Regions from separate parts of the Homo sapiens genome. Here region 1 is linked to region 2. Evidence: chromatin loops called from intact Hi-C (ENCODE). Cell type or tissue: HCT116. All regions are shown on one strand. Each heading gives the region's core, and the rest is flanking DNA. Links, peaks and the distances in the headings are about the cores only. Region 1 overlaps IQSEC3 (IQ motif and Sec7 domain ArfGEF 3). Region 2 holds the start of SLC6A12 (solute carrier family 6 member 12).

Region 1 (17,001 bases), core at 4,573-12,572, 52 kb before region 2:
ATGCCCCTAAGGACGGCTGCCTGGTGGCCTGTGAGTTGCTGGACTCACTTTAAAAGCCGCAGTGAGGCCTACCCTTGCACTCAGCTCAGTCTTTGGTTTCACAATTTAGGAACAACCGGGAGATCTTGCAGAGAATGCTGATTCCCAGGACTTGCCCCCAAATATTCTAATTTGCTGGGTCTGGGGTGGGGTCCAGCGAGCTGCATTTTAACAAACCACCTTATGACTCCGCTGTGGGGTCCTGAGAGCACACACTGGAAGATGTTGGATGAGAGGCCCTTCCAGCTCCACAGCCCAAGTGTCCACCCCTGCAGCCCTCCCCGCTTCGAGGCCCACGAGGGGTGTATTCAACTCCCATTCTGTGGGCCGACTTTTCAACCTGGCTGCTTCCCCCATCCCGGTCCTTGGCTCTCAGGCTCTCAGCTCACTACCGGGGCTTTTAGCAGCAGACTTGAGTGAGTGAACGGCTGCTTGTCACCTGAGTGAAGGGCTGGAAACTAGGCCATCGTGCTTGGCTGGGCAGATGCCACCCTCACCAGCTGCTCCCGCTGCCTCTGCGGCAGCCTGCCCCCACAGTGCCCTGGGCCTCCCAGCACCCCCACCATTGCAGGGTGAGACCTGGTCCATAGCCCTGGGGCAGAAGGCACTCAGAGAGAGGCTCTGGGAGGAACGTGGATGTGGGAAGCCGGGTGCCAGGACCTCAGCGTTCAGAAACAGGGAAGGGGTGGGGTGCACGACAGATGGGGGCAAGTCCTGGGGAGCAGCAGGATGGCACTCAGAGGGACCAAGGGCCGTTCTGGGGCCCTGAGGACCCAGGCCTCTTTCTTGGCCTCATAAGAGTCAGCGCCCCTGGGCTGAGAGGGTGGCATCTGGCCGCTCCATGCCGCCCCCACCACAGTCCGCGGTGCACTTCACATCTTCATCTCTACCAGACTTCTTCTGTCTCTTCCTCTTCCCCTCCTGTCCCTTCCTCTCCTCGTGCCTCTCTGTCTTTCCGCCTTCCTCCCTGTCTCTGTTTTTTGCTTGTTCTTTATCTCAGTCTCCGGTCTTGCTCCCTTTTTGCGATCTCTCTCCTGCCTTTTCCTCCTTGCCTGTCCCTCCCTTTCTCTCCTTGCTCTCTGTCGAATTAGACTTTCCTTGTCCTTCGCTGCCCCGCCCCATCTCTCTGGCCCACACGCTCTGACCCCCTTGCTGCGTGACCATGCTGGTTCACCTCCTCCAGGCTCTCTCTGTACTCATCGGACCACAGCCTCTTGGTCACCAGCCCTGGACAGTGTCACTGTGTGGCTCTGTTGTGCCCAGTTGCTGACTCCTGATGGGCTGGGCTACAGGAACACACGGATGTGGCCGCATAGGGCCTTTGGCACTCACGTAGGGCTGCAAAGGGTGCAGGGTGGAGGTGAGGAGGGCCACCGGGAAATCAGAGCAGCCTCTCGCCTGGCTGGCTCTGGAGGCCCCTGTTCCCCAGCCGTCAGCTCAACCTCAAATGCCCTGATCCTGGTGCTGCCGATTCTCATGCTTGGGCAAGATGCTGGCCTCCACCCCAGCCCCACCCTCACCTGCCCACTGTCCCGGCCAGCAAGCCTGAGAGGAGTGGGCTTTGACCAAGCCAAGGACAACTCATAGCCTGAAGATGGCCATGGGCCCTGCCTACGGGAGAGAGGCGAAAAGGAAAGAGGAGGAGAGACTCCCAGCTCCCTCTCGGCGCCCCCTCCCTTTCTAAGAGTCTTCGGTGATGCACTTTTCTCCTTGTTCTCCCCAGAAACCTGTGGGAGGCGGAGTCCATGGACCACCAGGCCCTGACCACCTCCACTGTGGCGTCTCCCCTTGTTTTCTCCTAAAAACTGACGGCAGAGTTGGGGGTCTCCAAGTCTTCTAGGCAGTGGGCACGAATGGAAGCTGAGGTCATGGAGGAAGTGGGTCCACCTCAGAGCTCATGTCACCATCACAGGGCCACTCAGCAGGCGTTTTCTGTGCTCTCGATGTGGTGGGCAGGCAGGCCAGGGGACCATGGGAGCAGAGTGGGACTGCTTGCCGGCAGTGGGCAGTGTCAGGGGCAGTGCAGGGGCTGTGCCATAGCCAGTGGGAGGAGACTAGGGTGAGTGGGTGTAGAGTGGGCAAACGTCAGCTCCAAGAGCCCAATCTAACGCGCTTGGTCTGCGTCTCCCAAAGGGAAAGCAATGCCCAGGGGACATTGGGTCCCCTGCTTTTCCAGGCCTGGACTCCTGCCTTGCTGCACATGGCCCTGGGGACAGGGCACCCCAAAGGAGGGTGAGGCAGGGTGAGGGGACTGGGAGGGTTCGGCCTCAGACCCTGCAGTGCAGAGTCCCCTGGATCGGGCTAGACCAGAGGAAGGCGCCTGCTTAGCTGGGGGGAACTGGCATGTGACCCCACACCCCCACCCACACACACTGAAGCTCGGGATGTTCACAGGCAAACCCCCCAGGGTTGGAGGCAGCATTTCAGAGGTAGCAAGGCCCTTGGGGAGCAGGGACTCCAGCCTCCTCCCTTTTCAGAAGGTCACACAGAGGCCCCAGGAGTGAGTGGGCAAGCCAGAGTCACACCAAGTTCGCAGGAGGGCCCAGACCAGAATCTGACCCTGCGTGTCACGCTGTCCCCTCACGTTAGGCACATTTGTCATTTACTCTTAGGCTGTGCCTCCCATCACAGCCTCCCCTGAGGGCTGGGGCAGCTGGGGGGAGCTGGGGCAGCTGTGGGGAGCTGGGGCAGCTGGGGGGAGCTGGGCTGCAGAAAGCCCCAGGGGCTTGAGGGGCTCTGCTCCTAACTGTTCAGCCTACAGCAGAAGGGATCCAACGGAGGACTCAGCCCCCTCAAGACCTAAATGAGAAAGTGAAATTTAAACCTGGGAGAAACACAGGCTCCTAGCGGGTCTCTGAAAGAACAGAAGAATCAATATGTTTACTGTATTATTTATGCTGAAAGCTTTGCTTGGGGTACTCTGAGGTTAAGAAGGAAGGAACTGGGATTTGGAGTTGGAAGATCCGAGTTCAGCCTCCCTCCACCCCTGTGTCCTGGGCCACCAAAGCCTCTCCTGGCCTCAGGGTTTGGGTTCCGAAAGGGCTACTGTGGCAGGTGGGAGGAGATGGTCCTCTTGGGGCATTAAAGGGCGACCCCCGGGGGTGAGTAGCCTGAGGGGCCCTGCACCTGTCCTGGCTGGGAACAGAGGCCAGCGAGAATGGGTGTTGGAGGGTGCTTAGGGTGCCACCTGACCTCACACCCTCCCTGCCTGCCCTCAGCTGCGTGGTGGACGAGATGGACTTCTCCAGCATGGAGCTGGACGAGGCCCTGCGCAAGTTCCAGGCACACATCCGTGTGCAGGGGGAGGCTCAGAAGGTGGAGCGGCTCATTGAGGCCTTCAGGTAAGGCCGCTTCCCAGCTCCACTCCCCAACAGACCCCAGCGTGGGGAAGCCGGGCCGCTGTGAGCCTGGGAGACAGGAGATGCTATCAGGAGGGTTGGACATTGGGCCAGAAACACCCCTTCTGGTGTGGGCAGGAGGATGGCTGGGGAGAAACAAGGGAAGGGAAGAAAAGGGACCGACCCCTCGAGCTCCCCAGGCTGGAAATGTGGGGCATTTGGGGGTGTGGGGAAAAAGACCAGAGTATGGGACAGACACTGGTCTCCCTGGACCTAAAGCCTTCGGAGAGCTGGGATACCCCCTGGACACCCCCTTCCTTTGTTGGGCCCGGGGGAGGGTGGGCGGGGGCTCAGCGTCCGCTCTGCATCTGACCCCCCCACAGCCAGCGCTACTGCATGTGCAACCCCGAAGTGGTTCAGCAGTTCCACAACCCCGACACCATCTTCATCCTCGCCTTCGCCATCATCCTCCTCAACACCGACATGTACAGCCCCAACATCAAGCCTGACCGGAAGATGATGCTGGAGGACTTCATCCGAAACCTTCGAGGTGAGGAGGTGGGCACTGGGGCAGGAGGGGCAAGGCCACGGCTCAGGCCCCATTCTGTGCACCGTGCATTCTGTGAGTCTGAGCCCCTATCACAGATGGTCACCTGCTGTCTGGGCCTGGTCACCCATAGCAAGCTGGGAACATTCCTTGTGAGCCAGGCGGCTGGGGAGTTTCCGGCATGCAGCCTGCCACCGCCACCGCTCTACCAAACAGCAAGCGCCCTTGGGCAGTGCCTCTTGCCCTCCGTGGAACATGGTTGGCCTCTAGGCCCCTGACACCAGAGCTGGCGGCTCAAGTGGTGCCAGCCCTTCCCCTCCACAACTTACAAGGAAGGAGCCAGGAGCAGGGCCCTGGGTCCATTTAAGTCAGCCTTGCAGATAACTGTATGGCACCAGCTGGCAAGTCCTTCTCTCATCGATGCAGCGCACTGCCTGGCAGGGAGCAAACCAGGACTGGCAGAGTGTGATGTGTGCGCAATTGTTTTTTTTTTTTTACCCGTTAAAAGAATCAAAGTTATACATCCACATAATTTAATAAAGTCAAATAATCCTACAAGGCTTATCATAGAAAAAAATTAGTCGCTGCCCCTCTCACCACTCACCTTCTCCAGAGGCAACCACTTTTGACTTTTTTAGCTATTTGCGTTTCTTCTGTATCGATAAACCGCAGGCTTCTGCTTCGCTTTTTTCTATCTCTTTTTTTAACTGGCATAAAGTCCAGACTGTGAGTGTGTAAGCCTGAAGTTTGATGAATGTGTACGGTCACGTGCACTGTGTCATCACACCTGGATCCTGATCTGGATCATTTTCACCTGCCCAGAATGTTCTCTCCTGTCCCGTCCCAGTCAATGCCTTCGCCCAAGAGTAACAACTATTCTGCCTTTTATCACCATTTGACGAGTCCTGCCAGTCCTTGAACTTCATCTAAATAGAGCTATACAGTATTTATACTTTGGTATCTGGTCTCTTTTATACACTGCTCCTTGTTAATTATTATTTCTGTTGCCCAGGCTGGAGTGCAGTGGTGCAGTCTCAGCTCACTGCAACCTCCACCTCCCAGGTTCAAGTAATTCTTATGGCTCAGCCTCCCAAGTAGCCGGGATTACAGGTGTGCACCACCACACCCAGCTAATTTTTATATTTTTAGAACAGATGAGGTTTCACCATGTTGAACAGACTGGTTTTGAACTCCCAACCTCAGGTGATCCGCCTGCCTCAGCCTCCCAAAGTGCTGGGATTACAGGCATGAGCCACCACGCCTGGCCCTTGTTAATTATTTTTATTTTAAGCATGATCTATTAATTCCCCATTATAGAATGTAAGGATTTAGCCCTCTTTCATCCACCTTCCCTGACCCATCCCACTCACGTCAGTGCTCATGTTATTAGGGCTCTGCACACACACTCCAAAGCTGAGTCTGCAAGTGCAGAATGATTGCAACTCCCTTCATCTATACTTTCCTTGGAGTTAATGCTTCTCTTTCCATTTGCTTAACTCTCTGAGGACCTCCCCTGATTCAGCCCCCACTTCCCACCCTACGTATCAAGCTCCTCTCCATATGTCCAGACCTGGGAGGTGGTGCGGGAGAGTCATCTTCCGGGAGCCTCTGGTCCTGCTCCAGTCTGGACAGTGGCTGGGCCAGGGCACAGCCTGCATCCTGGGCCCTCCTTCCCTTGCTCTCATGACAGATTCCTGGTTCCTGCATGTCAGAGCTTCCTCATTTTTAGTTTACTTTCAGAGAAAAGGCCATTTTTGAGAACTTGCATTTCTGAATGTATCTTTTTCTGTCTTTGCCCTTGGTTGGGAGTTTGGCTGGGGATAGAATTCCAGCCTCAAAACACGCCAATCAGGATTTCAAAGGCATTGCTGCTGCATTGTCCTTTAGCTGCCAGTGCTGCTCTGCCATCCCAGCTGCTGGCCTTTTGTCTGTTACTCTTTCTCTCTCTCTGAAAGCTTGCAGGGTCTTCTGTCTGCCTTCGTGTTCTGGATGTTCACGATGATGCATCTTGCTACAGTTCTTCTTCCATCCATCATGCCCAGGGCTGGACTGGTCCTTTCCATCTAGAAACTCATGTCCTCCGGTCATGGGAAGTTTTCTTAAATGTTGTATTTGATCATTTCTGCCCTCCAATTTCTCTGGACTCTCTTTCTTGAACTCCTGCTATTCTGTTGGTGGATCTCCTAGTCTGATCCTCGTAACTTTTATAGTTTTCTACCTGCCATCTTTGTTTACTTCCTTGACTTTCTGGAAAGTGTCCCTCAGTGCCGTCTTTTGTGTCTCCTACCAAGTTTTTCATTCCTGCTGTCATATTTTTCATTCTCAATAGCTCTCTTTTGTCCTCTCAATGTTCCTCTTTTATAGCATTTTATTCTTGCTTTGTAGATGCAATATCTTCTCCCATCTCGGTGAAGATGTTAATATTGGTTTGTTTGTTTGTTTTTCTCTCTGTTTGCCTCTATTTCTTCTGGAGTCCTTTTTTCTGTTTTTTTTTTCCCCCATATTTCTTTCTCTTTCCTGGTATAGACTTTCCAAATGCAGTTGATGAAATCTGGTTGTTCATTCATATTTAAGAGTGAGCCACCAGAAAGCGGATGAATGACTCTGTGAACACAGGTGGAGGCTGCTGGCTGGTGAGCTTTCTTGTAGGGTGATTTACTTAAGGCATTTCACCGGGAGACCCTACTGCAGTATCTGGAGATATTTTTTTCTTGTTCTGCCTGATACCCAGAAGATAAATGTTCAATCTGTTGCCCAGAATGTATGATTCTGGCTGCCAGAGTTCTGAGATCTTTAAGTGGGAAGTGGAGTTGAGGGTTAATATATAGGTTATCAACTTCATCCCCCAGTATTCAGCAGAGTCCCGGCTTGGCTGGGTGTGGGGTCCCTCATCTCAGAGTTCCAGAGAATGGACCCCCAGTCTTCTGCTGGAGTGAGGAGGGGATAGGGAAGCCCAGCAGCTTTCTAACCCGTTTTCAACCTGTTTTCCAATTCCCAGCCCACCTTCACCTTCGCTTTTAGGGGCTGCTGTTACCACCAGCTCTAAGCCCTTTGGTGGCTGTGTGGTGTTTGAGTGGCTTCTAACCTCTCTGCTGGTCTGGGTTCAGCTTTCTCAGGTTTGCTAAATCCATCCACTTATTTATCCACTTGCCAGGTCCTGGGGTGCCTGTGCCCCTGTTCTCTGTCTTTGTGGGTGTATGCTTTTCTAAAAGATTCCTTTCTCCCGAGTATTCAGAAGCAGCAGAGGCATGCAGCCTGCCACCTTGAACTGGGGGCATCCATACACTCAGCCTTTCTCCTTGGTTTTTCTCACCCGCCGCCTGATTTCTTTCAGCCTCCTTGGCTGCTGCATGGCTCATTTGCCTGACTTCGAGAACCAAGATCAGACGTGGAAGAGACCAGAGCAGGCCGGGAGCTGCGTGTGGAAGGCGGGGTGTCCTTTCAGTAGCTGGGAACACTCCTTTGAGAGATGCTTGCCAAAGTTGTTTTATTTTTAATTTTTCCCTCTTATAAAAGAAGCGTATAGTCATTAAAGAAAGATTTGGAAATAGTAGAAAGAAGATATTTTAATCGCCTGTTTCTCCAAAAGAAACGTGTTTTCTTGTTGGCATATTTCCTGCCAGTGTTTTTTTGTTGCCCGAGTTTTATCATTACTATGAAGCAGGAGGTGGGACAGGGGTGTCCTCGCCTGCATTGCCAGGGGTCTGCCTGCTCCCCCACTGCTCCCAGTGAGGGAGGAATCTCTTCAAAGACTAAGCCCTCAATGCCATGCTCCCTACTGGAGGGGAGAGGAGAGCCCAGCAGGAGGAAGATCCAAAAGAGAACGAAACAGAAGCTCCTTATGATGCTGGAGTGGTGGGGTGGAGCTGGGGGGTGAGACGAACACAAGGAAGACGACAGAACTGCAGAGGCGCACAGGGTTAGCAGGAACATGGAGGCTGTATCTGCCATCAGGAAAGAGGCCTGGGAGGTGGGCGTGAAGACTCTGGTTGGGGAACATCAGGAGGTGAGGCAGGAGATGTGTGTTGGGGCCATATCATTAGTTTTGGTGCCTGGCTAAGGAACTTGTTCTTAATTGAATGGGTATGAGGCACCAGCCATTGAAGGCATGGCAAGAACCAAGGCCACCCCCCGGGAGCTCCAGGCTGGATGGGGGTCTCTTCTGTCTGGCTCCAGGGCTCTGACACCCTCCCTCCCAACCCCACCACCACCCCTGCCCACTCCACGTTGTTAGGTGTGGACGATGGCGCTGACATCCCCAGGGAGCTGGTGGTAGGCATCTATGAGAGGATACAGCAGAAGGAGCTCAAGTCCAATGAGGACCACGTCACGTACGTCACCAAGGTGGAGAAGTCCATTGTGGGCATGAAGACAGTGAGTGTCCACAAGCTACCTATCTCCCGTCTCCTTTCCTTTCTTTCTTCCTGGCATCTCTTCCCATTCTCCTTCTTACCTTTCCAAAACTCTTTTTTCATATTCATTCACATGATAGTTATGAAGTACCTACTGTGTGCCAGACACTGCATCTCTTTTTTTTTTTCTTGCCTGATTTCCTCATTGCCTCTTGCCACCCGATACTGCAGCAGGAGAGACGGAGATGAGATGTCAGGAAGGACTGCCCAGTGGTCTAGGGTGGAAGCATCTGGGTGGCCAGATGAGATTTAGTATCCCTTTCCTAGGACAGCATGACTACCAGGCATTCCTGGATGGTCCTGATGAGTGGAAGGCAGGAAATGGGCTCAATAGGCTCCAGGCTGTGGCATCACCATAGATTTGTCCTATTGGTAGTGACCTGTGTCCCAGGCAGCATGTTCCAAGCCTGCCATGATTTTTAAAGTGGGACTTCTCTGTAGGCTACTACACTTTATACTATAAAGGATGTCATGGGGGTTCCAGTTCCTCCTCCTCATATTCTTGCCTCAGGGGACGGTGTGGGAGAGTTTGGAGATCTCTTCTGAGGCCCTGCACTGGGCTCCCTCCTCCCAGTCTGTGCAGGGACAGGCTTTTCTGCTTTGAGAGCCTTTATTGCTGAGGTCTCAGCATCTGTCGGGTTGCAAGCGACTGGTTTGTCTTACACGCTGGAGTAGATGCCAGGTGTCTCTGTGATCCCTTCGCTCTCGCACACCTGCATCTCTGCAGTATAGAAAGGGTGGAGGTGTCATATCTGCAGGCCGCAGCCTGGGGCAGGGGATGCCCTCAAGGTTACGGAGGGAAGCAGGTTGACAGTGGCTGGACTGGAACAGCCTGCAAGCTCTTCTCAATTTCCTATTCCTGTCCCTCTATCCCCTCATTTACTGTGGCTCAGTGGGCCCCTTCTCTGGCCGTGCTCCCCAAGAAGCATGACAGGGATGAGCCCTGGGACAGGGGGTGAACGTGCGAGGGAAAGAGCCTCAGACGAGGAGAGAGAAGGATGAGAGTCAAGTCCAGGCCCCAGGACAGAACCGGAGCCCCTCCCCTCCCTCTCCACAAAACCGAACCCCTCCCCTCTCCTCCCTCCACAGAACCGGAGCCCTCCCCTCCCCCTCCACAGAACCGGACCCCTCCCCTCCCCTCCCTCCACAGAACCGGACCCCTCCCCTCCCCTCCCTCCACAGAACCGGACCCCTCCCCTCCCCTCCCTCCACAGAACCGGACCCCTCCCCTCTCCTCCCTCCACAGAACCGGACCCCTCCCCTCTCCTCCCTCCACAGAACCGGGCCCCTCCCCTCTCCCGGGCTGTCTCCTCTTCTGGAAAATGGGCGCGTGGGTGGGGAGGCCTCCAGGCCTCTGGTCTCTCCCGCTGAGCGCCCTGCCCGCGTGCAGGTGCTGTCCGTGCCCCACCGCCGCCTGGTGTGCTGCAGCCGGCTCTTCGAGGTGACGGATGTGAACAAGCTGCAGAAGCAGGCAGCGCATCAGAGGGAGGTGTTCCTCTTCAATGACCTGCTGGTGGTGAGTGGCCTCCGCTCCGGGACTGGGCTGGGCTGGGGCTGCCTCTGCCGCCCTGGTCAGCCTGGGCAGGGTCCCTGAAGTGGGCAGGAAAGGACGCCCAGAGCTTTCAGACAGAATGCCTGTTCCGTGGGACGGATCTGCCTTCATGGTGCTTTCACACCGTGGGCGTGAGGGGGCTCAGGCAGACATGCTAATTCCTACCTCATAAGTCATGACACCGAGACGTCAGATGATCTGCTCGTGGTTGCACAAACTGTTAACGAACTAGTTCCCAGACCACTGGCCTCTCCACGTTACAGGAAGCCCAGGACAGGGAGTGCACAGGGCTGTGCCTCAGACCCCAGGGCCTGGGAGGAGCAGGGCCTAGGCGGAGCATGCTCTGTCCCTGGGCCTAGGCGAGGCTGGTGTGTGTGTGTGCGTGCACACACATACACACATCTGTACCCACAGATACTTTTTTTGCTCTTTGAAAAGAAGTATCCATTCAACAAATATTTGATCAGCGTTGACCATGTGCCAGGCATCATTGTAGGTCTGGAAAACTGGTGAGCAGGACTGGAGCAGGGCTTGTGTCTCCCTCGCACCGGCCCTCTCTATCCATGAGCCACGTTGGCACTGCCTCCAAAGTGATCACAAGCCTGAACCACCTCTCACCACCTCCACTACTACAGTCTTAGTGCACGCCTGGTACATTCAGTGAACCACATCAGCCTCCACACGGCTCTCCCCACCCCCCTGAGAGCAGCAGCGTGATCTCTCTGGAGTGCACATCAGGCCACGTGTCCCCTTTCCCTAACCTGCCTCCCCGCCCTCTCCTCAGCCCTGGGAGGCGCCTCCCTCCTGTGGGCCAGGCCTTTGTACTTGCTGCTCCTTCTTGCAAAGCTCCTCCAGACCTTGCACTCTCCTCTTGCCTTCCTGGCCTCCTCCTTTTCATTCAAGTCTCAAATCACTTTTGATTCCTTACCCTGTTTCATTTTCTTCAAAACACGTAGCACTTTGGTTTTGTTTTTTTGCTGTTATGCTTTATTGTTTGATCACCTGATGGACACTGTGACACTCCACATTCCATAAGCACCTTAAGGGCAGGGGCTCTGTCCTGAGTTCTCCTGTATCTCCAGGGCTCAGCTCACAGAAGCTGCTGAATAGAAATTTGTTTATTAAGCAACCAGATGACTTTACTAAAACGAGCTTTCATTTTAGTAGGGGAGGGAGATAGAAAATAATTAAGAAACAGACAAACAAGATAATATCAGATTGGGGGAAGGCACTATGAAGGCCACAAACCAGGTGATAGTACAGAGAGTGACTGGAGTTAAGGGCCAGGTTTGGGCTTGCTTTGGTTTGTTTTTTAGAGGAGGTGATCCAGGAAGGCATCTCTAAGGAGGTAGCATTTGAGACTTAAGTAATGAGAGTAATGCAGCCGTGCAAAAAGCTGCCGGGAGAGCTGTGGAGTGGGAACAGTGTATGCGAGGGGCCCACAGTGGAACTGAGCTTGCCCTTCTCAAGCTACAGCAGGGAGGACACTTGGGCAGAAGGCCAGAGTAAGGCAAGGACCACATCAGGTGGGTTTTACAGGCCAGCTCAGGCGCCGTGGCTTGGCTTCTAAGTACAGAGGGAATAACCACTGTAGGGTTTTGTGCAGTGAAGAAGCACATTTTGGGATAGTGTGTGCACATATATGTATATCTGTACCTGTATGTGCACATTCATCACTGCGTGGGTTTGTGTGATCGTGCATCCCCCGGGTGTTTGTGCATCCATGTGTCCGTGAGTGTCTGTTCATCAGGGCATGCCTGTTTCCCTCTCCTGAACAGATTCTCAAACTTTGCCCGAAGAAGAAGAGCTCCTCCACGTACACCTTTTGCAAGTCAGTTGGCCTGCTGGGCATGCAGTTCCAGCTCTTTGAGAACGAGTGTAAGTCTTTGACAGCCAGTGTAAGTCTTTGAGAAGGAATGAATGGATGAAATGGCTGGGGCGAGTTGAGGGAGAAGGGCTGGACAGCAGAGTGGGTGGAGGCATGAGACCCCGTGCCCTCCTCATGTCTGGCTGGCTCTGGCCCTCGGCTGCTGCTGCTCACAGCCCACTGGGGGCCTGGGGTCTGCTTTCCAGATTACTCTCATGGCATCACACTGGTGACCCCGCTCTCGGGCTCCGAGAAGAAGCAGGTGCTGCATTTCTGTGCCCTGGGCTCGGACGAGATGCAGAAGTTCGTGGAGGACCTGAAGGAGTCCATTGCTGAGGTGACGGAGCTGGAGCAGATCCGAATAGAGTGTAAGGACACGGGCTCCCGAGGCAGCTGGTGGGGGTTCCCATTCAGCAAGGGACAGGGGCAGCTTGAGACAGACATGCCTGACTCCAGGGAGCTGGCCCCACTTCGGACCCTCCCCGTGTCCAGGCCCCACCGCACCACACTCCCACAGCCCGGGTGGGAGCACCGGTTCCCATGTTTCTTCACAATTAAAGTGAGGCTTGCTAGAGTGCACACACGTGTGTACACAGATCAGCAGGCATGTGGGGCTGCGCGTGGGCCTCTTGGAACAGAGAGCTCTGCTGTTTTACCAGGATGACCAAGCGAGCTGGCCAGGCAGGCCCATGGGGCTCTGGTGCGTTCCTTCCCACCAAACCGTCTGCTGTCACCTCCCCCACTGTGGCCCAAGTCTGTACACTGCATCTGGTTGGCCTCATTTCTTCACTCTCTTTTAATCTTGAATCATCCCTCCACTTCATTTTTTTTAAAACATTGTCCTTTTGAAGAGTCTAGGCTGCCTTCTTACTATCCCGCATCTTACAGTAGTCTCTGTTCCTATAAGGAATGCTTAGATTCTAGATTGTTCCATTCAGGCATTTTAGAGAATATGTGGGTCTCTTTCTGTGTCCAGGTGGTTTACTGGCTGCTGTGGGGTTAAGGGAAGAGAGGCAAGGGCCTGCAACCTGTACCCATCTGCAAGCTTGTCCTGATTAAGCATCACGGAGGCGCCAGATAGCCTTTAAGGGAAGACTAAATAAGAACAGATTCAGAAACTGAAACAGAAAATGAAAATAGGCTTCAGGCCTGCCTCTATGGCCACTTAGTTATAAAGTGTTTCTGAACTAATATCTGTCCATTAGGCGCTAGGAAAGGCAGGGAGAGTTTTTGAGCAGGGGATGAATGTGACAGGCTGGTGCTTTTGAATCATCATTTTTGAGGCTCCTACTACACACTAAGCAGTTTATTTCTGTTGTGTGGATCCTCACAGTGACGCTGCAAGGTAGGTGCATTGACCCCACTCTGCAGCTGAGGCTCGGAGTTCAGCCGCGTGTCCAGGTCGCGCATGTTAGAAACTGTCATTTTCATTTACGTTTGATTCTATACTTTCCACTGGAGAGTGAGAGAAGAGGTTCTGTTTATTTTTTTCTAAGGAAACAATTTAAACCAGGGTAAAATGGGATCCATCGGACTGGACTCTGGAACTCAGGTAACTGCTTGGTGGGGAGGGGCGCGTGGAAACTCCCTTCCTTCAATCTGTTGGCTTATTTGAGTTCAGTGGTGAAACAAACAGATTCTTTTCAAGGGCTGGACCGGATCCCCAGAGAGGCCGCCTCTGCTGTTTTTCTGGAGCATTTTCAAGGAAGCACCTTGAAATGGCTTCACGTCTCTCATTGTCTAACTGTCCCAGATGGCTCCGCACTGCCCTGGGGGGCCGTAGCACACCAAGTGGCACCAGCATTGCTGGGAGAGGCACTTTCCCCCATCAGCCCAGGAGCAGCACATACCCCGCTTCCCAAAGTCACAGAGGAGCAGATAGCGTCAGAATCTGTCATGTCAGGAGGTGAATATCCTCTCCTGCTGCCTCAAGGGTAAAAGAGCAGGAAGAAAGGCTCATGCTTGGCCCTTAGTCTTCACTGGAGAGAAAGGGAAGGAACAGCTGAGGGAAGAGGAAGGGTAGGCCAGGGAGACAGGGAGGAAAGGAAGCCAGGAAAAAAAAAAAAAAGAAAATGGGCTGGGCTCAGTGGCTCACACCTGTAATCCTAGCACTCTGGGAAGCTCAGGAGGGAGGATTGCTTGAGCCCAGAAGCTCAAGAACAGCCAACACAGCGAGTCCTCGTCTCTACAAAAAAGAAAAGAAAATGGAAAACAGTATCAGCTACCATTTATTGAGGACTAATCCTCACAACAGCTTTCCACAGTGGGCATCATTTTACAAGTAAGGAAACAGGCTAAAAGCACTTAGGGAAGTTGTCCAAGTTCACAGTCAGTGACAAAACAAGGTTTGCATCCAATGGCCCAGGACTCCTCACTTGTAATTATCAGGCTAATTTCTCCAAAGCCAAGAGAGCCCCTCTGTGGGGAGAGAAACAACTCTCAGTTGAGTAGAAATATTTAGCATTGATCGATGGGATGGTGTGATTTAGGCAACCAGGACAAATTGTTCTGGTTTGGGGGCCTACGGTTCAGTGTCCCTGGTTTCTAGACAACCAGAGAGACTGAAAATGGAGCCCAGGAGAGTAGCTTTAATAAAAGGAACTTGAGTTATGTCTCCTGGAAAAGAGAAGCGGGAGGAGTGATTTAATAATCATGTCAAATCTCCAAGGATGGCAGCCGGCAGTTCTGTAGCTCCACTGAGAGAAGAACAAGAAGGAACAGGTTTCCAATCCAGTGAGAGGAATTAAAGTTGAGTACCTAGACAGATGTCCTAGCACTGCAGGCTTGTAGCTTCCACACCCTCGGTGTGGACTTTCCTCCTTGGGAGAGATTTGAACACCTTGCGGAGGCTCAGCTGGCCAGGCAGGCTCTGTCCTCCCAGGCAGGCTCCGTCCTCCCAGGCGCCGGGTGGAGAGGTGGGTGTCACCCCTGTCAGCAGGCTCTGCTGTGCCAAGTGCGTTTCACACAATGTAACAAAACTGATACAGGTTGGTGCTAAAGTAATTGCGGTTTTTGCCATTACTTTCGCACAAACCTTAATACTTAAGGAGTACAGGTCACTAGCCAGGCCTTGTGCTTTATGTGTATCTCCCACGCAGTCCTCTTAATGACACCGTGAAGTGGGCCTGGCTGTCCTCTCGAGTGAGGCATGGAGAGGTTGGGTAACTTGCCTAAAACCACACAGCCAGGGAGTGTCAGGACCAGGACCCAAACCCAGGCAGTTCACCTCCCTCACATCGGCCTCTTCTGTGCCTCTCTGACGTTCAAGCAGATAGGATCATCCCCATGTACAGATGACGAAACTGCGGCTCCGAGGGGGTATTTAACTTGCTATTCAGTGGTGGGGCCAGACCCGAGGTCCGTGTTTCACAGCATGTACTGGGACCTCTCCTCCTCTTCCTCCCCTTTCTGCTGGCCCCTCATTTCCTGCCTCGCCTCTGTGTGGTTGAGGTTAAGGTTTCTCTTGCTCACGGGCCTCTGCATTCCTTAGGGGAGCTGGAGAAGCAGCAGGGAACAAAGACACTCTCCTTCAAGCCCTGCGGAGCCCAGGGGGACCCACAGTCAAAGCAAGGATCGCCGACAGGTGAGCCTCGGCTCCGCTCAGGGCACCAGTCCCCATGGAGGCCACTCGGGGACCCTGGGTGTGGGTCCTGGGCAATCTGCAGGGAGAGGTGCCCATTCCCGTGGCGTGTTTCTTCCTGCTGAGGAGCGCCAGGCTTGCCTTCTTTAATCTCATGAGCTTTAGTGGTGGGAGTGAGGAGGAAGGCGAGAGAGAAATGTGTCTGTCCATTTTGCAAACTGCACCAGAGGTCTGGAGTCCGTGTGAGATGTCACTGTCTGCCCTGGAGGAGTCAGGCAAGAGTCCTGGCATCCTGGCCCCTGCAGGGAGGCCTTCCCTCCTGCAGCCAGGCTGTCTGGACGAGGCGAGGTCAAGAGAAGCCCCACGAGGAACACTCTCCAACCAGGCAGTGTAAGAGGGCAGGGTGACCAGAAGGATCTGGATCTTGCTCTTCTCTGTACAGTCCCTTCTCTAATGAGCCACAAGCACTTCCTGACCCCTGGCTCAGGTCAGCCCACCCCAAATCCAGAGAGACCCTCAAACTCCACTTCTCTAGTGGTTTCTCCAGTGGAATTGCTCACTCCAGCCGAGTCACACTGGCTCCAGAGCTGGCCCCTCCTTTGGCCTGCCCCAACCTTACCCCACCTGCAGGGGGCCAGGAAAGGTTTCCACCACCTCCCTCCACCAGCCCCAAATAAAGAGCATGAGGGGAGATGCATGAGAATTCAGTCTCATCCCAGTGAAATCCCAGCAAGCCATTCACAACTGTCCACCCATTAGTTAACTCGGTCACTTACTCTCACACTCAACAAACACTTCTCGAATGGCTGCTGCCCTGTGCAGAACACTGGAAAGCCAGGGTCATAGTGAGACGCCAGCTTGAGCTGAGAAGCTCCAGTGGGCCCCGTGTGGTCCATGACCCGCCACAGTCGGCCCTGAGTCCTGACTTGGAACAGGCAGCAGCGTGGGGACTAGTTACGGCAGCGAGGACATGAGATTCACTTTCCAAGCAGGACATGGGGCTCTTTTCGCTATGTGGAGATTCTGTGATGGAATCTTTCCTGTATGGGTTTGACCTGCCATCGTGCGTCCGTAATTCTCCACGCTGCCTGATCTCCACTGGCCTCTTCATTTCTATAAGGTCATAGGGCACGGGTTGCTGCTTTTGTTTTCTCAGCTGTGGAACCCCAGAGCCAGCCCTCAGCTGTGTGTCATTCCCTGCCATTCCTTCCTGCCTCTCTTTTGGAAGCTGCCCGCCCTGGTTAGGCCCAGATGCCTGTCCCCAGGGACGTGTCCCTTAGTCCCCTCCACAGCGGGGTCTTTCTCATTCCCAAACAATGGTGCAGCTCCCTCTCCTGCTGCAGGAAGCAGAGGGCTGAGCACAGCAGGGGGAAGCTGGCACCCCCAGGGGTTGGGAAATGAGAGGGGCTCCTGCGGGGGTCGGGGTGGAAGCTGGGAGTGACTCAGCCACAAAGAGCCAATGAGCTGTCCGTGGGGGTCCGCAGGGCCCCTGCTGCTGTGCCAGGCCGGCCAGAAGGCCCTCAGAGTAATTACAGAGCAGTTATCGGCTCTCACCGTGCCCGGCACTGCGGTGAGTGCTGTGCAGGCCTCAGCCCATTCAGTCCTGCCCCCTCAGCCAGTCTGCAGGGCTGGAGCAAAGAAGCGTGGCCCACGCTCAAGGAGCCTG
Region 2 (12,340 bases), core at 1-8,000:
CACCAGACCAGTTCTCACCTGGCTGGCAGTCACCTCCGGATGACCCCCAAGGTGACCAAATGACGGGCTCCTCAAAAGGGAGGCCCAGCAGTGGCTGCCCCTCTCAGCAGGTCACTGCCCTTCCCTTCTCCCTGCCCTCCTAGAGAGCCCAAAGCTCCCTAGACCTCCAGAAAAGTGACGTGGGGCATTCTTAGTTCTACTCTCTGTCCCTTGGCCTGCTTGTCAACTGCCAGGAGACAAATCCGCTTCTGTCAGGGTGTATCTCCAATCTATGTTTGCCTTCTCCTCCCTCTCATACACACAAACAATCGCCCTGAGGCCACCTCTGCCTTTATTCCCAGGAATTGCCAAGAGGAGGTGCCCCAGGCTGTAGAGGGGAGCACCCATCCCGCAGCCCCTCACCTCTGAGGGGTATTGAGGGAATCAAAGCGACCAGGTCTACCAAGTGCCCCACGCTCCTCCAAGGCTCTAGAGAAACAGGGATTCTTTTTATTAAGGAAGAGTCTGTGTTTATTTACTGGTCCTTTTAACCCAGGCAACAGCCCAAGCCCAAGTCAGTTAGAAAGGCGTGGGCAGGAGCCATTTGAGGTAATGGAAATTTTTGAAGGTGACTTGGAGGGTGCAGGTTATCCCAGGAATGGGAAAGCATGTCAGAGTGAAATTCTGGTATTGGGACCTACTCAGAGCCTTCCACTGTAAGCTCAGCCCAGGAGGGAGGATGAGGATAGCCACCCAGTGGGAATCAGAGGCCTTGAGTCTCTGTTATGAGGGAGAAGGCAGGGGAAAAGAGGGAGGAAAGAGAGCCTCTGGGTTCAGAGTATGTGATCAGACCCATGGGGGCCTTGAGCACTGGAGCCTGGGGATGAAAAAATGGGGAGTTGGGCCCCAGGGGAGAAGTTGGTAACATCTGAACCCAAATGTGGATGTTGCTACAGAATTAGGAATGAGGCACCCTGAGAAATGACCCTGGAATCATCACCAAATAAATTAACAAACTAGTGAGCGAGCTTGAAAACACGCATGAAAATGCACCAGATAGGAAACCCAAGTTCTAATCCAGATCTAGCTGTTAATGATAATAACAACAGGTTGACATCTGAGTCAGCAGTATGTTAAAGACAGGCACTCTTTCTACGTATTATTGAAGTGCATCCTCCTAAGAATCTCTGAAGTTAGGTGTCACTATTAGCTCCACTTTATGTGTGAGGAAGTGAAGCTCCAAGAGATTAAGGAACAGTGCCTGGCACCTGCAGCGCCTGGGGGACACTGTTCTCAATGCTAGAATACACTTACCAAGACAATGAGTCGTGGAGCTGGGTCTCTAACTTGCTGTGTGACCTCAGGCAAATCACACCCCCTCTCTGAACTCTAAGTTTCCCTGGAAGAGAGAAAGACCACTGCTCAAAGGGGTTTTCGGAGGGTGAGGGGATAAAAACAAGACTCAATAAAGAGACGGAGAACTGACCGCCTCTACTCGCGGGCCATAGCGTTGCTAATCCCAGGGCGAGCCCCAAGCACAAGGGCCCTTAGGGCGGTGGTCAGAAATGAGCCTTACTGTTTCCAGACCACAGGCAGCTGTGGCAGGACCAAGGTGGTCTCAAGGGCTGGGAGAGTGGAGGCTTGCTGGGGGAAGGAGTAAATGAAGGGAAAGCCGGAGGGGCGCAGGGGCAGGGAAGCGAATCACAGAATCCAGTTTGGGCCCAGGATTTGGGTTTCATCAGAAATAGGGGAAGTGCAAAAAGAGAACATGAGCTGGTGAACCGACACTGACGCAACATGATTTTTTAAAAATAAAAATGAAAATAAAAAAGTAATCGGGAGGAGCGTAACTTGTGGTTCAGAATGAAAATCCAGAACGGCAGAATGAAAGCAAGAGCAAGTGAAAAGGACAGCTGGCCCCGAGCCGTGGTAACTCAAGAGGGAACACGCTTAAACTGCAGCAAGAGGGATTTAAGTTAGACTCAGGGAAGAAATGGCCCAGAGGATGTTAGACACCAAAACAAGCTGTACTGAGTTCTCCTTTCTGGGCTACTTTTAAAAGGCAAAGGACTACACACCCCACCCCCGCTGTGCCCTTCCACCTCCAGCTTCGGCTGGCCGCCTCTCCAGCCCCTCGAGTCTCCTCCAAGGCCGCCCACCTGCTTTGCTAAGCCGGGACAGGGGGGTGAGGGGTGGGGGATGGGCCTCATCATACTTCAGTGCCCTCCAGAAGCAAACACACCAATTTCCACACCGGGCTTGGTGCTGCCCAGAGAGCAAATCTTCAAGAGACTAGAAAGTCCAAAGTTAAGTCTGTTTTCAGGAGCTGGGCATGTCGCCAGAGGCCCAGCTGGGGCTAGCAGAGGTGCAGACGAGACCAGAAATGCTGCTGCCCATGTGCTGCTGGGATCCCAGCTCTGTCCCCTTTGCTCCCCAGTCCAGCATAGGAATAGCTCAGACCCTGCACACGGGGGGATGGGACACCCAGCCCCTGCTTCAGTCCACACCCACATACCAACACCCATTCCCATACACACACTGGTGCCATTTCCCGTCACGTCCCTTCGCACACACATACCTGTGTGCATGGCACCAAAACCTGGCTCTCTCTGTAGTCCTTCACACCCCGTGAGTGCCGGTCTCAGCTGGTGGCTGCCTGCAACTCCCCTGAGTGCCCCCCTCGGGTACAAGCACACCCATAGCATCCACCGCCCAAAGCCAAGACAGCTTCCTCCTGGGAGGCGCCTGGCACCCAGCTCGTCACGCTCAGCCGGCAGGCAGCGGGCAGGAACCCCTCACCTGTGATCATTTATTGCAGTTCCTGGGCCCTCGGGAATGCCCCGAGGTTTCTCCTGTCCACTTCTCCTTCCACCTTGCTGGGCACCACCTGCTTCCCCTCCCCTCGTCAGATGACCACCCCTGCTTTCACCCACTGCCGTGACCAGCTGCCCATCGCTGGACTTTCCTGCTCCACAGGCTAATCACTGAGCTGCTCCCACGCTGGATGGGGCGGAGCTAGGGGGCACCCCTTGTCCTGAGAGTCGTGGGCATCAGACTTGCCCTTTGGCCTGAGGTTATTGCAGGTCCTGCCCCCCGCTGCAGACACGCAGTTCCACAGAGTCTCGCTTCCCAGGGCTCTATCCCTCCAGCCCCTCTGAGCAGCAGTTGGAGACTGCAAAGACAGAGCCAGCCCCTCCACTTCCCGCTCACCTCAGTCCCCAGCACCGGCTCCTGTGGTCAGCTTGGCTGTGGGCATCAGGTCTCCAGGAGAGTCCCAAGGCAGCTGCTTATGGGAAAGCCAAGAGAGCCGGGACCTGAAAGGGAAACTGCCCTCCACGTTCACGCCTTACCCTGTTCCTCCCAGCGCAGAATCCCATGTGACTTGTCCAGGGACTCCCAGACAGAAAGAAGCCGTGTGTGTATGTGTTGGGGCGGGGGCTGTGTGTGTTGGGGAGTGAAAGGACAGAGAAATACCAGGAGCAGCAGGAGGGACTGAGGCCAAAAGTTTGTGAACCGAGATTACAACATCCAACCTCAGGAAGTCAAGTCCTCTGTCCCCAGCGCTCCCACCCCCATCCCACTCCCACTGTGAACCCACTGTCTCCAGACCGGTGCCCTCCCCGTGGGCACAGTCCCATGATGGCCCCTCCAGAGCTGGGCTGAGCTGCTGCTCCCTTGGGCAGGGGAAGGGGCTCAGAGACTCACACCCTGACCTCATCTCCCCTCCTCCTCCTCCTTGCCCTTCCCCCTTCCCCCTTTTCCCCTATCCCCCTCCAGAACCATCTCCTTCCCAGGGATGAGGAGACGGGTATGTGCAGCACAGGGGACAGCCCTCTCTTACCAGAGACTCCAGGCTATAAACTGAGAACCTTGGGAGGGGAGGTGACCTCACTGACGAGGGCAAGGGAGGAGGGTGAATCACACGCTGGAGTTTTCCACCAAGTACCTGCCCTCTGTGGCTTCTAGGCAAGGCCCTGGACCTTCACAACCCTTCTCCTTGGGATTTTCCTAGAGAAAGCACCCAGAGCGTACCTCAAGAAGCAATGTAGAGAGGACCCAGGATTGGGACCAGACAGACCTGAGTTTCTTCTCCTCCTCTATCATGTATCAGTCACGACAGCTAGGCAAGGGTCAGCCTTGGTTTCCCAGTCTGTCAAAGGTAGGTAACAACACAATATCTACTTTGCGGGGTTGCTGTGAGGGTGCAGGGATATCATAGGTGCTTAAGGGGAGGTGTGGGTGTTTGTTGTGTGTCCTCTGGAAGCAGAGGCTGGGATGGTGGGGTGTCTGGTCCCAGGCACCTCTGGTCACTGCATAGCACCAGGCACCTAGCTAGAATTTGTCTGGAGTGGCCTGCCAGCTATCAATGGGGAAGGGTATTTTTTGAATACATGTGCCCTATGCCGTGTGCCCAGTGAGCTCCTCCAGAACAGCGTCCTGGTCACTGTCCCTGAGCACGCCCACCTGGTGTGGGGTACAGCACTGTCCCACCGCCCTTCATTCAGAATAGCTGGTGCCTCCTTCAAGACAAAGGAGGTGCTTCTTCAGCTCTAGGTGGTATGAAGGGAGAGGAAGTTGCAGGGAGAAAGGGAAATTTCCTTTTACATGTGCTTCCTCTGTGTATTTTAGAACTTCCCAGCAGGGGTGGGGTGTGAAGTGAGACTCTCAGTCTGTAGTTTTCCATCAAGCACCCCCACGATATGTCTCTCGGGCCCCTCTCAGCCTCTCCTGTGGGGTTCCACATGAAGAGGAAGGCAGAGCAGGTCTCAGCTCTCAGACCCATTGCCTCTATGAAAGCAGAAGCCGGGCTGGGGGTCAGCTGTGGCACAGTAGGACATGGCCCAGCCAGAATCCATACTTGAGCTACCCCGGTGCTCAGGTGTGGCCTGTCCCTGCATGTCAGGTCCACCATGGATTGACCACAGAGTTATTGCAGAGGGGACATCAAAGTCCATGTGATCACCTAGCTACAGCTACTCCAGAACAAAACACCAGCCTCTCCATAAAAAGGAGAAAGAGGGGAGAGGATCAGACAAGCCAAGATGGTGAATTTCCTTGTTGGTTCCCTCAAAAATTATATTTAGCACATACAGTGTGACATGCTTTCTGTGAGGATGAACAGCAACAGCCCAGCAGTCCTGTCACCTCTCCTTCACCTTGTCAGAGAACAGCTGCCTGGTTGACCTGGCCCAGGGGGTACAGTTTGACTTTCCCCCAAAAGAGCTACCTGGTCCCTCCCTGTTTTTATCTGACTGCCTCTGGCCTTAGTCCCACCATCTTAATGTTGAGCCCTTCCTCACTCAAGTTTTCCTAGCCTCCAAGACCCACTTGGTATTCAGACCAGTTAGTAAACTTCTGGAGGCCAGAGACTCTCTAATGTTGAGCCCTTCCTCACTCAAGTTCTCCTAGCCTCCAAGACCCACTTGGTATTCAGACCAGTTAGTAAACTTCTGGAGGCCAGAGACTCTCTAATGTTGAGCCCTTCCTCACTCAAGTTCTCCTAGCCTCCAAGACCCACTTGGTATTCAGACTGGTTAGTAAACTTCTGGAGGCCAGAGACTCTCTAATGTTGAGCCCTTCCTCACTCAAGTTCTCCTAGCCTCCAAGACCCACTTGGTGTTCAGACCGGTTAGTAAACCCCTGGAGGCCAGAGACTCTCTAATGTTGAGCCCTTCCTCACTCAAGTTCTCCTAGCCTCCAAGACCCACTTGGTATTCAGACCAGTTAGTAAACTTCTGGAGGCCAGAGACTCTCTAATGTTGAGCCCTTCCTCACTCAAGTTCTCCTAGCCTCCAAGACCCACTTGGTGTTCAGACTGGTTAGTAAACCCCTGGAGGCCAGAGACTCTCTAATGTTGAGCCCTTCCTCACTCAAGTTCTCCTAGCCTCCAAGACCCACTTGGTATTCAGACTGGTTAGTAAACTCCTGGAGGCCAGAGACTCTCATCTTTGCAAAAGGTAGGCATCCTGGAAAGCCTAGCTGAGACTGGGCTGTTTCCACACTGAGGAGTGTGCAGGGTGAAGACGACAGGTAGCTGAATGAATCTATCACCTTTGCTGCAGTAGGAACCACTGGCCACCACAGAATGTTCTCACCACCCTCATCTTCTAATCTCATCCATACTTTCAGAGGGCCTGGAATAGGACTTATTTCCTGAGCATCTAACTCGGACGAGGAGTTTTACATGTTACTTCATTTCATCCCCTTAAGAACTTTGAAATGTAAAAATTATTAGCCCCATTTTACAGACGGGAAACTGGGGTGAATAAATAGAAGCTAAGTGATTTGTCCTAAGGCCACACACAAGTAAGTGATGGTGCTGGGATTTGAACCTGGGCCTCTTGGCTCCAAAAATCTATGCTTGTTCCACTGAAGCATACTGTTCCCCTGACCATGAATATCTATATGTCAGGGGTCTCATTTCATAATTCTTTATTTCTGCCTCTAGCATTTAATACAATTCTGCCTCAGAATAGGCACTCAGTGTTCATTGGATGGAGGATGGATGGATGGATGGATGGATGGACAGATGGATGGATGGATGGATGGATGGATGGATGGATGGACAGACGGATGGATGGACAGATGGATGGACGGATGGATGGATGGATGGATGGATGGATGGATGGATGGATGGACAGACGGATGGATGGATGGACAGACGGATGGATGGATGGATGGATGGAGGATGGACGGATGGATGGATGAACGAGTGGATGAATGGAACTTGAAGGGGGAAAAATGATTACAGTTTTCCCTTTTCTGGGAGGACATTGTTTCCCCAGAATCAGAGGGCTCAGATGACTCAGGTCCTGCTTATCTTGGACAGTACTGCTCTGTGTTGTCACTTGGTGAAGAGTGTGGAGTAGCACCCTCAGGCCACAGGACCAGGATTATTTTAGGACTACGTCTTCCTTGCCTTCTAGTGAAAATGCTTAGCTCGGCCGGACGCGGTGGCTCACGCCTGTAATCCCAGCACTTTGGGAGGCCGAGGCGGGCAGATCACAAGGTCAGGAGATCGAGACCATCCTGGCTAACACGGTGAAACCCCATCTCTACTAAAAAATAGAAAAAATCAGCTGGGCGTGTTGGTGGGCACCTGTAGTCCCAGCTACTCGGGAGGCTGAGGCAGGAGAATGGCGTGAACCCGGGAGGCGGAGCTTGCAGTGAGCTGAGATGGTGCCGCTGCACTCCAGCCCGGGCGACAGAGCGAGACTCCGTCTCAAAAAAAAAAAAAATGCTTAGCTCAATAAATGTGTAGCCTCCTTCCTGGAGCCCAGTGCAACCTAGTCTGAGACTGGGGACAGCAAGGATATCTCTAAACTCTTCCTGAACTTTTCTGTGATGCTGACAGTCCGATGTGGTGGGGCTGCAGCTATGGGAAATAGGATGGGTTTGACTGAATGTGTCCCCAGGGCAGCTGTCCCTATAGCATCTGCTGGACTCTAACAACACTGATGTAAGTAGCAGTATTCCTGTTTTATGGAAGAGAAAACTAAGGATCAGAGAGGTTAGCTTGCCTAAGGTCACACAGTTAGTAAGTCAAAGGGCCAGGATCCAAGCCAGGCCTGCAAGCCCCTCTACAGGAGAATGCTCAGCTGGCTGTGGCGTCTCTGAGTTTGTGCACATGTGCACATGTCTCTGAGGATAAGGAGGGGCTGGTGCCTGCATGCCTGTGTGTGGATCTGAGACCTGGGTGTTCATGTGGGCAAGGTCTGAGGCCCCGCGCAGCCTGGTGGGCTCAGTGCCTAACAAGCTGCTTTCCCGCAGCCCTGGGCATAGTCTGTAACTCTCCCGCCACCTCTGCTTCTGCTCTCCCTGTTCAACTTGCCCCCAGGCTCTCACTGCTTGCCTTTCCTCTCTAACAGGTGTGGCCTCCAGACAAGAGAGGGCTCCCTTCCTTTTGGGTCTTCTTCTCTGGGAACTCTAAGATATAGCGCCCACCCCTCCAGGCTAGGGAAGCAGGTCACTGACTCGGCTGCCCTACACCCCCCCATCCCCACCCCCACCCCCGTCGCTTCAGCCCCTCTGGCTAAGGCCGAGGTACTCCTTCCTTCCTTCCCTCAACCCTGACCCCGACCCAAGCCAGCAGCATTCTCATCTCTCTGCCTGCCAGTCCCACCTGCGCTGTTAGAGCCTCACCCCCTCAGCCACCTCCCTCCAGTTTGATGACCTCACACCACGTGTCACCAAGTGACGGAAAGGACCCTCACACCCATTACCTCCTTTGAGCCCTACGACAAGCCCTGCTTGGAGAAGGAGTGCGTGGCGTTTTCTGCAACTGCGAAGCAAAGAACCTGAATTCCAAGTGACTGCACAGACACGCAGCAAGTTCTGGAAGCACACCTCCGGGTTCTTACACCAATAGGTGACTCTCACACCGTGTTCCACCATCAGGAAGCTCCTCGATGCGACTCAGATCACATCTGGGTCCCACATTCCCGCTGAGGCCGGCAGTTCCGGCAACTTTGGTCATACGGATGGAGACAGGTATTATAACCTTAGAACCCAACCTGCACCATGAGGTCCTGCCCTACCCCACTTATTATTTTCCACAGCTCTTTGCTCTTTTCTGTCATGGTATCTGTCACTCACTGTTTAAGAAATTGTATCTGTTTTTACTCCTGGCATGTCACGAGCACAGCACGGCACCACGCGGGAGGTGTTCTGTCAACAGTGTCCGGTGGATGGAGCTGCTGGCTTGCAGCATCTCGAGTTCGGGCCTGCCTCTCCAGCAGATGTATTTCTCCCCCGGTAAGACTGAGATTGAGCCCAGCACCCTCGGGGAATGCCCGAGCAGCATTCTCCAGGAAGGGGCAGCCAAGGCTGACATACAGCAGGACTGCTGTCGTTAATCTTCACCAACTCTTCCAACGACAAAAAGTCAAAAACTGAAGACAAGCAAATATTTCAGTGCATTTTTTTCCACTAGTGGACATGTGAAAAACTAAGATCACCCAGGGAAGCCTGTGCACCCTTAGACTGCAGCCCTAAGAGTCACAGGACACACCAAGGGCAGCACCAGAAGACCCATCTGAACAAAGGTGGGCACACGGGCAGGCCCCCGAGCCTGCGCATAGGCAGGGAGAGATGTAGCTGTGTGTTCAGCCACTTCCAAAACCACACACAAAGCTACAGCCAGAAATATGTGGGGCCCGGCTCCATGCCCATACGCAGAGGCAAGGCTGCAGAGACACACCTGTGGCACCCTCTGGGCACCCCCCCCCATGCCCACTGACCCCGAGTGGGGGTGGACTTCCTCCCTGCAGCTCAGGCCCTGACAGTAGAGCTGTGGCCATAGCAGTACCACCCCCTCGTGGCCACATCTGGCGGTGCCCCGGCATCCGGTGTCTCCTATCCTCAGAAGAGCGAGGCGGTCCCAAGGAAGTGGCGTCCCTCTGCTGGCTGAGCTGGGCAGTGCCCTCCTCTGCCAAGGCCCCCCAACCTGCTGCACTGGGGCGTGGTCACAGCCGGCCCTCCCCCACGTCCCCCGTGCCCAGCCTCGGTGGGCACACAGGCAGTTTTGGCCGCTGGGGGTAGGCGAGGACACAGCAGGGAAAGTGGGCAGGAGGAAACTGCCACCAGCCTTTCCCTCTCCTTTGGCTAGGACTCGGGTCTCCTTCATGCGTCCCTCAATTTCCTTTCTTATTCCACAGCACAAAGGCGGAGGAAGGAAGCTGAGGACATGTGGAGAGAGGCTGGGCAGCCTCCTCTGGTCCACATGCCTGATGATGGAGGCTCTCAGCCTGGCCCCACCACCCGCCCCCATCACCGTGCTGAGTGGGCCCCAGTGAGAACTCAATGGGGGAGGCTAGGATGGGGAGGGGCAGGGTCCTAAACCACAACAGTAACATGGGGAAGGGTGAAGGCAGCCAGGCAGGGGGCAGAAATCAGACAGAACCGCTAGCAGTCAGCGGGAAGAATGTGGATTTAATGGAATGAAGGATGAGAGGGCCCGAAGCCAGCAAGTCTCGCCCCACCTACCAGCCCCCACCCAGCTTCCCAAGGGTCTCAGAGGGACACTCTTGGCACTGGCCTTTCACATCTGTTCAACAACCCCTGAGCTGAAAAGTTGCAGTGGGAGGCCTCCAGCTCAGCAGGTGGACTCCAAAATACCCCTCTTGTCTTATCCACTCCAGGTCGGGGGCAGGGAAGCACATGGGGCTGCTTCTGCCACGTTCCCTCCACAGCCATCCCCAAGGCCAGGCACACAGGCACCATCCAAGGGCCTGCCCCCTAGCAGTGAGACTCTAGCTCTGTGAGTCTGAGCAGTGAGGTCCTGGGGGTGGCGGGAGCCGAGGGTCCTGCTGGGTTCCGCTGGGGCAGGTCCTCGGCTGGGCACATGAGCTGACGGATTCTCTGCGGGGATAGCAGAGGTGGCTGTCAGGTGGTGGAGCGGGGGCAGGTCTGCCAGCTTCCCTCATCACCAACATCTGCTGCCTCCCCACACACAAACCTGCCCTCCTGTCATCACAGCCCCTGTCTGGGAGTCCCCCTGTGTCTTCCCGAGACTTCTCAGCAGCCACTCTATCGCTCCCTGACACCCAGGCTGGGCCCACTGGCACCTCCACACAACGGTGTGCGCCCTGGCTGGCAGCCCACCTGTCGGCACCTGCGAAGCCTCCCAGCCCCTCTGGCTGCTTTCCTGCCCGCAAAGGCCCTACCTCTCTGAAGGGGCCCTTGAGGGTTCCGAGTCTGTAGAGGCTCCAGGCAGGAATGCAGACCATGGAGGACAGAGCCAGGAGCCAGCCCAGGGCATCGCCCCACCACGGGTACGTGTACTTCTTGTTGTAGGTCAGCGGAGTGTACTTTATCAGGGAGAAGAGAAAGGTGGCCTGAGGGGGAGAGCAGAAGAGAAAGGGGTTGGGGGGCGGGGGCCTTGTGCCCTCAGCTCCCCCGCTCCCCAGCAGCCTGGCAGAAATCACCCTCCAAGCCTGGATTCCCTCTAGCTCTTCTGGACCAATCAGCCTCCAATCTTCTCCATCCACACTCTGCCCAAAACCCACACCCTCCAGCAGTGTACTCTGTCACTCCAGGGCCCCTGTGCCCCTGGGCACCTCTACGTGCAGCTGACTCCCAGGTAGGATGTGATCATGTGGCCACTGCGTGCTGTGAGGTATTTACTACCTCTCCTGCACCGTGAGTTTGGGGTATGAGTACCTCAAGGGTACAGGCCATGCCTCCTTCTCCCTCTGCTCCTCAGTTATATCTGGCACACAGTGGGGAGCTCGGGAACAGCTGACACAAAGAGACAAGGCCAAAGGAAGCTGCGCGTTGTGGTTTCAGGCTCACATTCTGGAGCCAGGGTTTGAATCCCAGTTCTCTGCAACTTTCTAGCTTGGGCCAGTGGCTTAACAACCTCTTCAACCTCAGTTTCATCTGTAACACCAGTGTAACAACAGCACTTCCTTTATGGGACTCTTGTGAGGATTAAATGACTTAATACGAGTTAAAGCACCTTGTGCCCAGCACAAAGTCAGGGCTCTATACCGGCTGCTATTAGGATTGCTGTGGTTATTAGCATTTTTATGAGCAGCCCAAGGCACCCGGGTTTCAGTCCTGGCCTGTGACGTTAGACTCACACTGTGGTGTTGGTCAAACCGTCTGACAGCTCTGGACCTCAGTTTATCCTTCTGTGAAATGGAAAGGAAGAATCTATCTTGCTGTAGTTTTCTAGAATCCAAAAGGAGGATGAGTGAAAATCTAAGATGATTTTCAGTTCCTAGGGAGAAGTCCATTGCAGGGCTAACGGCTTCTCTACCCCTGCTAGCCACCGTCTCTCCCTCCCTTCATCTGACTTTATCCCTGAAATGATCTTACTGTGCACACAGCTGGTGTGAGGAAGAGCCAACAGTATTTGATAAGAGGCCATGGCCTGTACCCAATCATGTCTTCGATGTTGTCGTAGAAGCGCTTGGCTCCTACCATGGAGAAAAGAAGAAGGAAGGAGGAGAAAGTCATTCTTTGGCACCCAGGACATCAGGATGGGGCCACAAACAGACCAGAATGGGCAGGGACCCATAAAGAGATGACATCACAGCTGTCTGTTCAAGTCGTTGCTGGGAAAAAGCTCTTCCCTGGCATTCATAGGCATAAACAGCAGCAAGCAGGACTTGGCTTGGGTACAGGCAGTCACTTCCTGATTATCGAGGTTGTCAAAAGCTGAAAACATTTGGACAGGGCAGGATACTGGCCCACCTGAGGTGGTCTAGGTACAGCTATAACCAAGACTGTGGGCAAGGCAGCTTCTGGAGGGCCTTCCAAAGGTAGCAATTTAGGATTTGCAAGATTTTGGAGGTTGGGTAGGGAGGCGCCCCAGGAAAAGTTAAGTGCGAGCAGTAGATGTCTGTTTCGTGTCTAA

Evidence for each region. Peaks named below come from ENCODE experiments on the same cell type or tissue, not always from the same donor. Only the 100,000 strongest peaks of a DNase experiment are listed, where the experiment ranks them.
Region 1: a loop joins it to region 2, with 9 times the contacts of the local background. A loop is called at or near these places in 3 of 110 quality-filtered maps.

Annotation. Positions count from the first base shown.
Region 1 is chr12:153,768-170,768 of GRCh38, forward strand. It overlaps IQSEC3 (IQ motif and Sec7 domain ArfGEF 3), which reads left to right. Exons shown (of 14, transcript NM_001170738.2): 6 at 3,258-3,380; 7 at 3,761-3,927; 8 at 8,159-8,298; 9 at 9,727-9,852; 10 at 11,667-11,766; 11 at 11,962-12,123; 12 at 15,246-15,338. It overlaps IQSEC3-AS1 (IQSEC3 antisense RNA 1), which reads right to left. Exons shown (of 3, transcript NR_183431.1): 2 at 11,545-13,940; 3 at 10,853-10,990. Among named protein-coding and RNA genes, the nearest start is that of IQSEC3-AS3, 13 kb to the left of the region's middle. RefSeq lists an enhancer at 1-183 and a silencer at 14,571-15,044. In HCT116, for the core only: no CTCF peak of the experiment used is centred there; no DNase peak of the experiment used is centred there; H3K27me3 peaks cover 371 bases.
Region 2 is chr12:210,733-223,072 of GRCh38, forward strand. SLC6A12 (solute carrier family 6 member 12) reads right to left here and starts at 3,425. Exons shown (of 16, transcript NM_001122848.3): 1 at 3,190-3,425; 2 at 1,294-1,378. SLC6A13 (solute carrier family 6 member 13) reads right to left here. Exons shown (of 15, transcript NM_016615.5): 13 at 11,800-11,900; 14 at 10,644-10,814; 15 at 9,890-10,338. The coding sequence ends at 10,216. RefSeq lists enhancers at 990-1,762, 1,774-1,823, 2,535-3,306, 10,017-10,972. In HCT116, for the core only: no CTCF peak of the experiment used is centred there; no DNase peak of the experiment used is centred there.